Linked DNA regions of Homo sapiens: region 2 is linked to region 1. The links are chromatin contacts, found by Hi-C in ENCODE. All regions are on one chromosome and are shown on one strand. The core of a region is the stretch at or near the end of the contact, and the rest is flanking DNA. Distances in the headings are between cores, read along the strand shown.

Region 1 (4,191 bases), core at 520-3,019:
CCCAGACTGGTCTCAAGCTCCTGTCCTCAATCCTCCCACTTCAGCTTCCCACAGCACTGAGATTACAGGCATGAGCCAATGTACCTGGCCCATTTCCACATAATTCTTTAGTGAAAGACAAAACTTCAAGAAAGCTAGTTACGATGTCCTCTTACCTTTATTGCTCTATAAAATGGCAGGCAAATTAATTTATGCAGTACTTTCAAATGGAGGAAAAGCATTCCCTGAGGAGAAAAACTGCAGTTATGCCAAAGAAAGACTTTCTTTGAATTAAGCAGCAAACAAAAAAGTATTTTAATATTTTAGTTTCTAATTCACACCAGAAAGGATGTGAAGCAGCCTACACAAACATATGCAATAGGATAATTAAGAACAATAGCAGTAATAATCATTGATACGGAGCCTCTCCCCTGTGCCAGGCATAATGCCACATCTTTTACCTGGAGTGTCTCCTTGAATTCGGATAGTAACTCTTGGAACAAAGGACCATCATTATCCCCGTTTTACAGCTAAGAAGACTGAGACTAAGAGAGACTAACGCTAACTAGCTCCAGATTACATAAGCTGACAAGTGGCAGAGCTGGGGTAAAAAGAAAAAGGACATTAGTAAATGGGAAACTGAGGCCAGGTCAGCAACACGAATCTGAGCTGAGATGGAGAGACCACCAACGCAAGCATCGGTCTTTGTTTAGTCAACTTGCATCCTGAGAATGGATCACCAACTCAGCCCATATGTGTGGCTTCCCACTCCTTAGAGATCAGAGCAAGGAGAGAAATGTTAGCACTGGCTAGATTCGTAATTCATGAATTAACATATTCCATCTTCTAAGCTGTTCCCGGGCTGAGTGTCTGGGATTCAGAAAAACAAATGGACAGCAGACAGATCCTTCAGGTAATTCTTCAACATTCTGAAAACTAAGACTCTGGTTGCAAGGGTGGCAGGGAATTTCTGGTCCCGTCCAGAGCAAATGTGACCTGATGAAGGCACAGAAGGTCAGATTCCATGTTCTTATAGACATCAAAGGACCTAAAGGAAAACTTGTGCTTGCAAGAGAGCTCAGCCTCCCTCCCTCGTCAGGGGAGGTCGTGGGGCCTGTGGGCTGGTCAGGATTTCCCTCCGAGACAGCTCTGGGTGTTCAGCTCACAGACAACACACATCATGCTGGTCCCAGTGGCCTCCAGCAGAGGCAAACCATGCACTTGGAGCAGAGAAAGCCTTGCAAAGCAGTGCCTCCCAGCACCAGTGCTGCCAGGCAAGGGAGCCCAGGGTGTGGGAGGCACCTAGTTTTAAGCAATGTTAACTTCTTCTTTTTTTTTTGAGACAAAGTCTCGCTCTGTCGCCCAGGCTAGAGAGCAGTGGCACAATCTCAGCTCACTGCAACCTCTGCCTCCCGGATTCAAGCAATTCTCCTGCCTCAGCCTCCCAAGTAGCTGGTACTACAGGCATGCACCACCACACCCTGCTAATTTTTGTATTTTTTGTAGAGACGGGGTTTCGCCATCTTGGCCAGGCTGGTCTCGAACTCCTGACCTCAAGTGATCCGCCTGCCTCGGCCTCCCAAAGTGCTGGCATTACAGGCATAAGCCGCTGTGTGTGGCCATAGTGTTAGCCTCTGAATTCCCAGGTAAACCAGGATCATTGGCAAAACAGTGCTCTGTAGCATTAAGAGAGAGGAATTTTACAAGCCATTCAGAAAATAGCTGATTTCTGCTGAAAATTAGAATTTCAGTCTTAGTGCCAATGAATTGTAAGCCGTTTTTCTGCAGAGCAGGAAACATCTGAGGCCAGCTCTGCATTGTGACAATGAGACCACAGCCAAATTATATTTCGAGGCTGCTGCTCTTTCGGTTATGTAAATCATAGCATGTGACAATTACAACTGGTCATCAAAGAACTAGTTGGTTTTGCTTTCAAAATCATTAATCTTACCTTTCTAGATCTGCCTCAAAGCAATCAAAAAATTGACTAGATACGGATTCTTGCAAACTCAGGCTGAACTCAAGGAAATATTCAGTCCGATTTCCATCTCAGTCTTTGGGATTTTTTGTTGCAGGGCATCAGGGCTGTGTCTGCTCGTGTCATGGGGTCTCATTTCCAAGCAAACCCAGGAATAACTAGAAATACTTACTTGTTCCTATTCTTATTTTTGAAAATTGTACTGAAATGCATGAATTTACATTCTTTCATGAGTAGAATAAAATGATCATAACCCTACCTGACAGTGTGAATGCAAATTGTGCCTGTTCTCTGCAGTTAAGCCAGGTCGGGCCAGATGGGAACATGTAGGACTCTGAGGATACAGGGAGTTTCCCACTGGCTTGGAGGTAGAAGTCACACATGGAAAATATTCTGTGGGTTTTTTTCCCCAGAGTGTTCGGTTTTGGAGTAGTTGGAGTCTAGAGTGATAAACATGTTCTAGCTCTGGAAACCTCAACCAAAAACATCTCCCAATTTTCATAAATTTAAGAAAAGATTTTTGTTAAAAGTAGATGCTGTAGAGTCTTCGGGGTATCACAGCTGATAAAACATCCATTCTCTCTTTCCCCTTCAGGAACAGAATTCTGATTTATAAGGAAGTACATCATATCTAAAATAAATGACAGTGGTTCCCAGCCTCCCATGCAACCAAGAAAGCCATATGGCCAACTATTGGCCAATAAGATATAAATGGAAGTGCTTTGTGAAACTTCCAGGAACTCTCCTTAGAAGAAAGGAGATGAGTCCTCTTTTTCCCATACTTCATCCCAGAACATATATGTGATGGCTGGAGCTCAGCAGCCATTTTGAATCATGAGGCCAAGGCCCCTATGAATGTACTCTGCTCTGATGTCCATGGAACCACCCTGGCAGCCCTAGACTCCCCATCTAGACCTTCTCTACCTGAAAAAAGTACACTTCTGCCTTTTGAAAGCCACAGTTACTTTGAAACTTTCTGTAATTTCAATCATATCTAATCCTAGCTAATGTAGGGGATACTTGGGAAACTGGGGTGATTAAGAGAGTTGCTAGAAAGACTCGGGAAAAAGCATAAGGAAATAAGATTTGGTTGCACAGTTGTTCAGAGCATGGGTTACACAGAACTATGGGTAGGACCTAGTTCAGCCACTTATTAACTCTGTGACCTTGGGCAACTCATTTAAGCTCTCTGAATCTATGTCTTCATCTGTAAAATGGGCCAGCATGTCCCACTTTCTAGGATTAGAATTAGGATGAAATGAGATAATGCACAGAAATGGTGTGCAACAGAGTCTGTGGGTTTGTGTCCCCAGATGAATCTAAGTGTGCCTCCAGCATGAAGCTATAATAGAACAGGATGCCTCCCAGAGTGTAGCAAGCACCCACCAGGTGGTATGCAGGATAGCTCAGGCAGCACAGCCACATCTTACTAATGATGGATTTGTTCCAACAGGAATTAGAATAAAACATAACGAGCACATCAAACCTGTGATTTCATAGGTATCATTACTTAGGACAAGACAAAAGTAATTATTTCAGTTTTTTTAAAGACAAATCAATGTAAAGAAAATTTTGGGCCAGGCCTGGTGCCTGTAATTCTAGCTACTTGGGAGGATTACTTGAGGCTAGGAGTTTGAGACCAACCTGGGCAACATGGCAAGACCCCGTTTCTGAAAGATTCCAAATAGAAAATTAGGCAGGTGTGATGGTGTGCACCTATAGTCCCAGCTATTTGAGAGGCTGAGGCAGGAGGATCACTTAAGCCCAGGAGTTTGAGGCTGCAGCGAGCTATGACTGTGCCACTGTATTCCAGCCTGGGTGACAAAGCAACAACCTGTCTCTAAAAAAAAAAAAAAATTTTAAGAAAATTTGGAAGTATTCAGTAATGTAGTCACACAGAAAACGATTGATTCCCAAGTGACTGAAGTTTGGCAAACACTAGCCCAAGAGAGGTAGCCTAGGGATGAAGCTGCAGAGAGGACAAAGAAGTGAGGTCAAGAGGGCCACAGTGCCAGGCCTTGTGGAACACACTCCAGCCCCCACCTCCCCAGCGTGCACCCCTCTGCAGCCCTGCCATGCCAGGCCATCATAAGTGGCTCTGACATTCTCCACCCCCACCCACCATGTGTGCATTTCTGGGGGCAGGGGCTTTCTCTCACCATGGTACCCTCAGTGCCCTTCACATGTTTGACACAGGCGTGAGGGCCATATTCGATTCATGGCAAAGAATTGAA
Region 2 (4,191 bases), core at 918-3,417, 34 kb after region 1:
TCGTGATTAGAAAATAAAATTGGCCAAAGCTGTCTCGGAATCCTTTTCCCACTTCTAATTTCATCAGCACTATTAATCAGAGCTCAAAAGAGCAAGGAAATAACATCAGTTACTTTTAGATAGAAATATGTTTATAAATTTTAGATAAACTCATTTTAAGATTTCTAACTTTTGGGGAGACTAGCACTCACCACAGCATTTTTAAAACTAGGGTGAGACTTTTCAAAATATATTTCACTATATGCATTCTTCCCTTTTCAGTGTGTGAGTTAAAATATTACAAACATAAAATTATCAAATATCTTTCCCTTGATTAACCAACCTGATTAACCCCTTAATTAATTAAGCCTAACAACTGTCCCCATCACAACTTATGACTCATGTGGACTCTATTTTTACATGTTTAATTTCTACGCCAGGGTATTTTCAGAGGGAAAATCCAAAACAATTAAATACCTTCAGTGGAATTAAGCGTAAGTAAAACTCAGCAAAATCTGTCTGGTATACAAAGCTTTGCAGAAAAATGTTTCCTTCTCTTTCAATAAAGTGACATTTTCCTCACAGCATATGACATTTTATGTGGCTTGGCTATTTGTTCCCCAGTGTTGGACGATCAGGGCCACTACGCACTCGTGGGGTTCTCTGCCCTGTCCCCCGAAGATTCTGCCTTTTGTGTTTCCTCGGGGCTGGGCTGGACAGAGGATGGAGGCAGGCGGCCCAGTCTGGGTCCAAACGGAACGGCAGCGGAGGTGGGGGTGGGGGTGGGGGCGGGGGGAATCTTCGCTGTTGTCTCTTCCTGGTGGCACAGGGGAGGCGGCTTGTCCTCTCGGAGGCCTCAGCCTGCCTCAGAGTACAGATTGCCCCCCCTCCCCCCGTCCAGCACGCGTCTCTTTTGCGTCCAGATTGGCCGCGACCGGAGCTCAATAGCAGGAGGTTAATTTCCTTCACAAAGGTGAAGGGGGCACGGCTCCGTGGGGGCTGCGCCCAGACAGGCAGCCCCTTTATTTCGCAGCGCCTTGATTGGAGCCCTTGATTTAGCATCTGATGTCAACCGGCAAACAAAATGCCCGCTCGGAATGAAAATGCATGAGGCCGCGCGGGGAGGAGAAAGCCAACTTCACTGGGGCGCACGAGGCCGACCGCGCGTTTCGGGCTTCGGCCAACTCGACCCGGATTAACCGAGCCTTGGACCACGCGGAAGCTCCGGGCGGCCTGGGTCGGGCCCCGCCAAAGATGCCATTCCCAAGCCTCCAAGAACCCAAAAGTTCAGAAATTCACGTTCCTCTGGGAACCCAGCCCAGCCCGCCCGCGCTCCAATCCCGCGCTTTCGGGAGACTGAGAAGGCCGTGCCAATTCCTTCTCAAACTCGAAAGAAACCTTCTCTAGCCCCGTGGGCGCGCGGAGGCTGCGAGCACAAACATCGCCCTCGGCCACTGCCAGAAGGCCGGGCCCCCTGTCCACACTTGGAACCCCGGGGAACCCTTTTGCTTGGCCTCTTGGGTCCAGCGGCCCATCCGTCCAAGGTCCGGGCGGAGGCCGTCCGGACCCTGCTGCTCTCTCGGATTCTTGTTTATTTCCCAAACACCACGCGGAGCCACTGCGCCTCCGCAACGATCTCCCCCGCACCGCCCCGGCGCGCCCCCGCCCCCACCCAATCAGCGCGCACAACTTCCCCCTCGGCTCCGGCTCGCGGATTGAACCCTCCTGACATATTTGGGGCCATTCTTCTCCTTTGTTGCTATTTTGCTAGCGACCCGCGGGTAATCCCCGCGCGGGAGGGGGGCGTGCATTGTCGCGCTGATGGACGGGCCCATTTGGCGGCTCCGCGCCCCCCGGAGGAGAGACACAAAGCCCAGGCACGTGCGCCTCCCCATAGAGAAGCAGCAGACCGTGAAGGGAGGCGGGGCCGGGCGTGTGCCTGGACCGGGCGGGGCGGCGGCGCCGGGCGGGGCGACCAGGGGCGCGCGCGGGGGCCCCGCGCCCTCAGGTACATCTGCCGCACCTACCGGGCGACCCCCGAGTCCCGGCCCCCTTTTGGCCGCCCCATCGCCCTCCCACCCTGCCAGGCTGAGGAGCTGCGGACGCGCTGATTGGCTCCAGGGGAAGCGGGAGGCGAGAACAATGGCCCCCTCCCCCCGTTAAAAGGGAGCGGCTGCCGGGCCCGGGGACAGGGACGCGCGTGCAGGGCGCAGAGCTGGGCCGAGCCGTCGCCGGCGCCACGCGAGTCCCGCAGCCGCCGCGCCCGGGCAATGGGCCGGGGGCACTGAGGGCCGCCGGGGCCGAGCGCGGAGGGGGGACCGAGCCAGTGCCGTGCCCTCGGGCCGCGCCAACATGCCCCGCGGCTTCCTGGTGAAGCGCAGCAAGAAGTCCACGCCCGTTTCCTACCGGGTCCGCGGCGGCGAGGACGGCGACCGCGCACTGCTGCTCTCGCCCAGCTGCGGGGGCGCCCGCGCCGAGCCCCCGGCGCCGAGCCCGGTCCCCGGGCCGCTGCCGCCGCCGCCGCCCGCGGAGCGCGCCCATGCAGCGCTCGCCGCCGCGCTTGCCTGCGCGCCTGGGCCGCAGCCACCCCCGCAGGGCCCGCGGGCCGCGCACTTCGGCAACCCCGAGGCTGCGCACCCCGCGCCGCTCTACAGTCCCACGCGGCCCGTGAGCCGCGAGCACGAGAAGCACAAGTACTTCGAACGCAGCTTCAACCTGGGCTCGCCGGTCTCGGCCGAGTCCTTCCCCACGCCCGCCGCGCTGCTCGGAGGGGGCGGCGGCGGCGGCGCGAGCGGAGCTGGCGGAGGCGGCACCTGCGGCGGCGACCCGCTGCTCTTCGCGCCCGCCGAGCTCAAGATGGGCACGGCGTTCTCGGCTGGCGCCGAGGCGGCCCGCGGCCCGGGCCCCGGCCCCCCACTGCCCCCTGCCGCCGCCCTGCGGCCCCCGGGAAAGCGGCCCCCGCCCCCTACCGCCGCGGAGCCGCCCGCCAAGGCAGTCAAGGCCCCGGGCGCCAAGAAGCCCAAGGCCATCCGCAAGCTGCACTTCGAGGACGAGGTGACCACGTCGCCCGTGCTGGGGCTCAAGATCAAGGAGGGCCCGGTGGAGGCGCCGCGGGGCCGCGCGGGGGGCGCGGCGCGGCCGCTGGGCGAGTTCATCTGCCAGCTGTGCAAGGAGGAGTACGCCGACCCGTTCGCGCTGGCGCAGCACAAATGCTCGCGCATCGTGCGTGTGGAGTACCGCTGTCCCGAGTGCGCCAAGGTCTTCAGCTGCCCGGCCAACCTGGCCTCGCACCGCCGCTGGCACAAACCGCGGCCCGCGCCCGCCGCCGCCCGCGCGCCGGAGCCAGAAGCAGCAGCCAGGGCTGAGGCGCGGGAGGCACCCGGCGGCGGCAGCGACCGGGACACGCCGAGCCCCGGCGGCGTGTCCGAGTCGGGCTCCGAGGACGGGCTCTACGAGTGCCATCACTGCGCCAAGAAGTTCCGCCGCCAGGCCTACCTACGCAAGCACCTGCTGGCGCACCACCAGGCGCTGCAGGCCAAGGGCGCGCCGCTAGCGCCCCCGGCCGAGGACCTACTGGCCTTGTACCCCGGGCCCGACGAGAAGGCGCCCCAGGAGGCGGCCGGCGACGGCGAGGGGGCCGGCGTGCTGGGCCTGAGTGCGTCCGCCGAGTGCCACCTGTGCCCAGTGTGCGGAGAGTCGTTCGCCAGCAAGGGCGCTCAGGAGCGCCACCTGCGCCTGCTGCACGCCGCCCAGGTGTTCCCCTGCAAGTACTGCCCGGCCACCTTCTACAGCTCGCCCGGCCTTACGCGGCACATCAACAAGTGCCACCCATCCGAAAACAGACAGGTGATCCTCCTGCAGGTGCCCGTGCGCCCGGCCTGCTAGAGCGCGCCCTCCACCCCGGCCCCCGAACTGTGCCTTCGCTTGGAGACCCACAAAGAGAGTGCGCCCTGCACTCCCCGAACCCGAGTCCGCGCTGGGGGAGCCTCGCCCCCGCCCCCACCGGGTGAAAGTGTCGTCTCCGCTTCTCTCGGTGTGGCGTGACGGTAACCCCATACTCTCCTTTTGACTCCTTTTGGAACCCCCACTTTTACGTTGTGTCCCTCCGCCTCCCCCATGGCGCAACAGGAGTCAGTCTCTTTCTGTACAAGGGAGAAAAGCTGTACGCGTTTGTCTCGTGGTTGGAAGCCTCCCCTTGGCGGGGAGAAGCTT

The links. A loop is a pair of places that touch in the nucleus more often than their neighbours do. Pooled maps may share reads with other maps.
Region 2: a loop to region 1 is called in a pooled map, with 3 times the contacts of the local background. The contact joins the promoter of INSM1 here to the enhancer-like site in region 1. A Hi-C loop is called at or near these places in 1 of 168 maps with a recorded cell type or tissue (lower leg skin), 1 of 37 single-sample maps with no recorded cell type and 2 of 50 pooled maps.

Annotation. Positions count from the first base shown.
Region 1 is chr20:20,332,827-20,337,017 of GRCh38, forward strand. The region is part of intron 25 of CFAP61 (cilia and flagella associated protein 61); the gene reads left to right. Among named protein-coding and RNA genes, the nearest start is that of INSM1, 33 kb to the right of the region's middle. RefSeq lists a silencer at 1,721-1,920. Within about 2 kb of position 1,770, at least 4 of the 41 ENCODE cell types and tissues checked have a DNase peak (open chromatin) inside an H3K27ac peak, as active enhancers do.
Region 2 is chr20:20,365,937-20,370,127 of GRCh38, forward strand. It overlaps INSM1 (INSM transcriptional repressor 1), which reads left to right and starts at 2,168. Exons shown (of 1, transcript NM_002196.3): 1 at 2,168-4,191. The coding sequence starts at 2,332. The coding sequence ends at 3,864. RefSeq lists an enhancer at 1,261-2,031.